Regions from separate parts of the Mus musculus genome. Here region 1 is linked to region 2. The links are chromatin contacts, found by Hi-C or POLR2A ChIA-PET in ENCODE. All regions are on one chromosome and are shown on one strand. The core of a region is the stretch at or near the end of the contact, and the rest is flanking DNA. Distances in the headings are between cores, read along the strand shown. Region 1 has its middle 35 kb from the start of Socs5. Region 2 holds the start of Socs5 (suppressor of cytokine signaling 5).

Region 1 (3,222 bases), core at 519-3,018, 35 kb before region 2:
AGGTAATGTATCAACATTCTGACTATGTCCTTTTATAAAACCCCATATTGAACAAACAGTCTTTCAATTAGAACTACGGGTTCAATTTATCTTTTAGTGGAGCCTTTCGTAGAGAAAGGAAGACTGGCCTTGCACTTAGGCGCTCTGGATTCCTGTGTGTAGATGGGTACAAGGACACTGAGAACAGCCACCCATGCCAGGCACTGTGCTATGCACATCTCCAAGATTATTTGGTTTCATATTTCCACACCTCCGTGTTAAGCAGGTGAGAAATCAGGCCCTGTCGGGAATGAGAAACCCACCGATGAACAGCAGCCAAGCCGGGGCACAGCCCACTCAGGCTGACAATAATCCACAAGTATGGAACACTGTTAACATGCTTGGAAGAAAATTGTTCTTTCCCACCACAATCAGTAAGGAGTAGGAGGTAGCTCCCCAGTAGAACCCTTGCTTCATACGCACACGGTCTGGCTTTGATTCCCAGCACCACAAATTGCTATGAATAAACTGCTCTGACGTACGAGCGGATACTGAATTATTCTATCTCCATGTGCCACAGAATTCTAAAAATCAATAATGGTGCTGTATTCCCTCCTCTGATGAAACTTCCAAATATGGCTCTGTGAGGTTTTTATTTGATTAGTGACAGGAAGAAACAAAGGTCAAAAAAGCCTAAGACCATACACGTGTGGCAGGCTCCCCTCAGCCTCTAAGACCCTTCGTGTGGCAGGCGCCCCCTCAGCCTCGGTCCCTAATCACTCTCATGTCCCACCTCCCAGGGAGCGCATCAATACACAGATGATTGCTGGCTCGAGGGCATTGCTCTTCGTTAAAAGTTAAACAGCATCCAGTATCGTATGACTTAAGACCCGGATTTCAGTTGGACGGCTCTGCGTACACGAGGCCTCTCTTCAGTATTCGTTTGCTGTGTACCTTCTCCTTGAATTTCCTCATTCTCTATACAGCCACGAAGTTCCTTATCTCTTGTGTGGTTTTCAAAGCTACCTAGAGTGGCAACTTCCTGTCCACAAGGCAGGGAACAAACGCCCATTTCTATGGCTCATTCACTGAGTCTCTTCACTCTTATGGAAGGGCAATTTACACCTGTCCTGTCCTGCAGAGGGCAAATTCAATGAATTGTGAGACTGTAATCGCAAACCATTTAAAACCCCACTGCTCCTCAAGTAGTTTTCAATTTCCAAAATACTACTCTTTCATGTTCCACCGAAGTTCCTATGTGGTTTCAAGTCATTAGCATAGAAGAAATTATTTCCATTTTCTGTATTTGTCAAATCATATGCATGCCTACGTAGACATCTGTTTTTTTTTGTACTGGAATTCATGAGAAGTTACCCACAGAACTTTAGGAAAGTAACATGGATGCTTAAAAAAAAAAATCTCTGACCTTATGAAAGAAAAGTATTATTTGAATGCAATGTTGGCAAGCAAGGCTGGAGAAGCCACGGCCAAAAATGATAACAACAGAGCTTGGTCCATTTGCTGGCATACTCCATGAGACCCACACTCGGAAGAGCCAGGCAGAAAAACACATCCGCATTCTTCACACAAAACCAACACCTGAGCGACTTCCCAAACCCTGGATAGAATCGGGGTTGGTTGGTATTAGCTGTCAGACAGGAACGGGTTATCTGGAAGGGGGCGGGGCGAGGACAGGGGGAGGGGCGGGGGCTCTGGGTTTATATTTGAGAGACCATCTTGACTGTGGGCAGGAACACTCCCAGTGGGAACCCTGGACTGCAGGAAATGGAGCCAGTGAGCTGCGCACCAGCATCTGTCCTGCTCCTCTGGCTGTAGGGGTGACGTCACCGCGGACTTGGAAGTGGGAGCTAAAACAAACCCTTCTGTCCTAAGTCAGGTCATTTTATCAACAGAAGCAGGGAAAGAAACCAAGAATCATCTTATTTCCAAAGAAATTCTGACTCTGACTTAAAAAGAAAATCTAGTTGCCGTTTTACTGCCGACAGTGGTCTATTTCACCTTCCCATAAAGGCTCCCTGCAGGACTCACTTCTGAGTTCCGTGACAGCTGTTACGCAAACACCGAATTCTAGAAAACAATTTGAGACTTTTGGCTCTTTATCAAGAAAGAAATTGCTAAAAAGCAGAGACAGTATTTTAGTGGCACAATTTATGAATTCTCAAAGTTGGAACTACTCAGCCAGACATTTCACTAGTCTCTTGGTGTATTAAAATTCAACACTGTCTCAATTACACTTAAGGGCACAAAATATTTGTAAGATAATGAAACTAAAAGTATTACGATTCAACTGTTTTTAAAATGTCGTAGTTTTAAGACAAGCACAAATAAAATAATTTATCATGTATTGAAAGAGAATCAGGGTAAAAGTTAGGTTTAAGTGCATAACTGCACCCATTTTATGAAGATGGAAAAACACAAAACCATTTAGTGTATGACAGATTTTCACCGTTATAGGACAAAAAGAGATTGTGTGGTGACAATGCACCAGGCACCAAGCACAGCTTGTGCTGTATCAGGCCCGAGAACAGCTCCCTCCCACCCAGGATTTCTGCTCCAGGAGCCCAACCTACACCACCTCCTGTGGCAAGTGGGGTCCCTGGTGTTCCTAGGCCACTGGGGAAGTTCCTGCACCCAGCCTCACAGAGGAAAACGAACATGTCTACCCCACTAAGACCTAGGCCTTCCCTGAACACTGTAAATGCCCCTGATGAAAGAAGAAAGGTAATTTGAGCAAAAGAGAGATGCTCAGCCAGTAAAATACTCTAGATTCGGAAGTCCAAGCACAGAAACAAAACCAAGATGAACAAACCAAGACCTGGTGCCTGCAGAAGTGACCGACCCACAATACTGGCATCGTCTGGACTCCATCCAGGGCAGGTTTGTTTCCCCTTTTTGCAGACGTTCAGTTTGTAGAGAGATTATCTGTGTACTGTATGGATGCATCACCCATCAATTAAGAAGACCTATGACCTATAGGAAAGGGTAGAATAGGTGGGACATCCCGGAGGCACAAAGAATTCTGGGATAGAGCCAGGTGTGGGAGATTGACCCAGGAAGATGTGAGAAGACAGACGCATGGTACCTGAGCACAGGAAGCCAGTTACATGGTAGAATATAGGCTAGGCGAGATGGGAGATTTTAAGTTAGAGGAGAGCCTAGTATATGGCCAAGGTATTTGTAAATAATTTTGAGTCCAAGTCTCATTTCTGAGACCATGAGCTG
Region 2 (3,112 bases), core at 191-2,690:
ACAAAGGTGAACTCCAGACAACAGTCACCGCTTCCTGCTGTGTCTTCCTTCCGTTGCTAGGCCGATTTCAAAAAGGGACTATGAATCCGAGAGACTATTAAGATTAAAGTACGCATTTGACTAAATTCCCAACTGTTAGAACACTCGAGCTCATTTTAGCAGAGCCTTCTAACACCAGCATCTTTTTCATTTCATTCCTTAAAGAGAAACCATTTTTAAACTTCTATAGAACATGCAGTTCAATTTTACACGGCCCTGTAAAGAAACAGTTAAAAGCAAGCATGACTTAATCGTCTTCTAGGATAAATGTCAGTAAATCGTAATAGGACAGTCTAGCCTAGTGTTAACTTTGAAAGGAGCAGGCCTCCGGTGTAGATGAGAAGCTGCTGTAAGAATGTCAAGGTGTAGTTGGAAGAATGTCCAGGAGAACTGGTAACTGCCCAACCCCATCAAATATATACATACAATTTAAAATAAGGAATCACTGACGAAGTCCAGCAGCCAGCCACCTTTTGCTTGGAACACCAAAATAAAAAAATGCCAAAAGCTCGTGGCTGACCCCCATAGCCTTCAAAGTTGAGAACCAAACCAAGGGTATTCACGTTGTTCCTCAGCATCCTTCTGTCAATGCAACTCCCTCTCCACAAACTCACTCCGCTTCAGCTACTCGAATGCCCAAGTCCCAGCACCAAAGAACCATTTATTAAAAGCTCAAGGACTTGGAGCGGGGTCTTCCTTGCGGCCGCCTCCGCATCCTGTAATAACCACCCCAGGTTAAACCCCCCAGAGATGCTCCAGTCTTTTCCCGCATCCACGCTCCCCGGTCCTTCCTTCACGTCCCGGTAGACCTTTTATCGTCGCCCTTGAGGACCCTCAGGTCGGAGCTATGGAGCTCTTAGGTGACCTGCCTGGACCCCCTCTACCCTTGGCAGTGGGCACCGACGACCTCCCCCACCCAGTCTCGACCCACCACGACCCCGATGACGAATGCCCTCCTATCGGCCCCAGACGACCCCTTCTTCCCCTTAGGTGTCCCGACTCCCACCGAAAAGCAATTCCTCCGAGACGTACCGAGAGCCTACTGCGAGTAAGCTCCCACTACGCGCGGCGGCACCGTGCGCAGGGGCTCAACGCCCCGGCTTGTCTTCCTCTTCCCGGCGGATCCATCCCGGCCCGAGGGCCGTGCCGCCTGCGCCGAGGTGCGGAGGCGCCCACCGGAGGAGGACTGCGCCGGGGGAAAACGGGGACCCGGGCAAGGAGAGGCGGCCGCTTGAGGGCAGGCGCCGGGCGACCGCGGGGGACACTCAGCGGCCGGGACACGCGCGGCGGCCTCATCCAGGGCACCTGCGGCCAGGCAAGGATGGGCCGGGGCAGCGCAGTCAGCGACAGGGCGAGCGCGACCGCCCGCGCGTCCCGTCCTCCGCTCCTGCCGGGCCGGCGGCGCAGCCTCGCTTCCTCCGGACGGAGCCCGGGGACCCCAGCTCGGCCGGATGCCCCCGCCAGCCCCCACCCCTTCCCGGCCGCCTCCCCCTCGTCACCCTCTCCCCTCCCCCCGCCCCCCCAGCCCCCCACCGGAATGGAAAATACCTCCCGGGGTGGGGGGCGGGCTGGGCCACGCCTCTCTGAAGGGCAGCCTACCGTGACCAATGGCAGGCGGGGCTCCAGGTGGGCGGGACTCCCGGCGGCCAATCCAGAGGCGGGTAGGTGAAGGCCGGAGGAGGGAGGCTGGGAGCTAAAGAGGGGAGGCCGGCGAGTTAAGGAGGTCCGGCCGCGCTGGTGCGTGCTGTGCGCGGCTGCCATTTTGGAGTCGGGCAGCTGAGACAAGCGGCCGGGTTCGGCCGAAGAGGGAGGAGCCAGTCAGGTGGGAGAGAGGCTGACACGTGGGCGGGGTGGGCGGGGCCAAGCGGGCTCGGACTGGAGGGGAGGGGGAGAGGCCCGGGAGGCTAGGAGGCTGGAGAGGGTCACGTGGCCGTGGAACGGGCTAGGGGTGGGCGCTCGGGTGGAAGGTCAACCCGAGGTGCGGGTGGGGAGTAGCTTTGTTCCTTTGGGCTCCGTTAGGGAGACCAAGGGGAAAATGCTGAATGGAGGTTGCGAGTGCCGGGTAGGAAAAAAATGTGAATGAGTCTCCCTAGCTCCCTTCAGCATGGAGCCATCCGAGTCACTGAATTCCAATATTCAACGGGAAACCGGGCACCTCATTGAATTCAACTCTTCCTATCCAGGCTCTCAGCTGCCACGAAGATGAGTCATACACGAGGGGAGGGGTGTTGTCGCTTCCTCTCTTTGCTTGCATTTTATGTGGATCGCCCCGGCCGTGGAAATGACAGCAAGGACAGAGAAGTGAATGGGGGGTTGTGATACCCGCGAGACTCCTCAGCTGCCCCTTTAGAACCGTGGTTACCACCGCTTCTTGGCCTTTTGGCTAAGATCAAGTGTAGAACCGTGGTTACCACTCGTAAGCTAACTGGCCACTTCTTAGACATACTACTTTCCGGTGCTCAGACAAAAAGACTTGTTTACTTCATGATTCAAATACAGTAGTCTGTTCCCCCTGCGTATCTCCCCAAAGTGGTCCTTCTATCAGCGGCATACACATAGGGTCACACACACCTTAGTCCGGTTTGTTTGAAACAGTCTCACTGTATAGCCTAGCATGATTTGGAACGCAATATGTAGCCCAAGCTGTCTTCTAGGTAATGGTGCTCCTACTTCAACCTGCTGAATATTGAGATTTTTGACCACCTTTAGTCTTTAATGCTTTGCAGTGGGACCGGCAGACTACCTTTTTCTTGAAGGCTTTTCTTAGACTCTTTTCAGCCCCACCCTACCTTTCTTAACATTGTACACCCTCAGATTGCTTTCTCAGTTATTTTTCAACTGTCTGTTCTCTTTGACTCCTTGAGAGTAGCAGGTTCTGGCCCTCAGCCCTCTTATTTGGAAGGCACACAGTGCACAGGAGATGATCTAGCCATTCAGATAGAATCACGGATGGACGTCCGGCGTCCGGTCAGTGAGGGCCAGATCTGCATTCCTAAGCAGCTTTTAGCCGCTCTACTTGTCTATTGGAGTAAGTTCCACATTGGAACCCATACTTTCCGAACTTCCCCAAGCC

What was found. Hi-C counts contacts between places; a loop is a spot of excess contacts on that map. ChIA-PET counts read pairs that join two places held with the same protein, here RNA polymerase II (POLR2A).
Region 1: a map of heart shows a loop between it and region 2 (2.1-fold over the local background). The contact joins the enhancer-like site here to the promoter of Socs5 in region 2. A Hi-C loop is called at or near these places in 3 of 37 maps with a recorded cell type or tissue (T-helper 17 cell and heart). POLR2A ChIA-PET finds 5 or more read pairs at or near these places in 3 of 5 experiments (Patski and embryonic stem cell).

What each region holds. Positions count from the first base shown.
Region 1 is chr17:87,141,053-87,144,274 of GRCm38, reverse strand. No RefSeq gene overlaps it. Among named protein-coding and RNA genes, the nearest start is that of Socs5, 35 kb to the right of the region's middle. Within about 2 kb of position 1,768, at least 1 of the 3 ENCODE cell types and tissues checked has a DNase peak (open chromatin) inside an H3K27ac peak, as active enhancers do.
Region 2 is chr17:87,106,007-87,109,118 of GRCm38, reverse strand. It overlaps Socs5 (suppressor of cytokine signaling 5), which reads right to left and starts at 1,440. Exons shown (of 3, transcript NM_019654.2): 1 at 1,072-1,440. It overlaps Gm30510 (a long non-coding RNA gene), which reads left to right and starts at 1,772. Exons shown (of 2, transcript XR_877091.1): 1 at 1,772-1,861.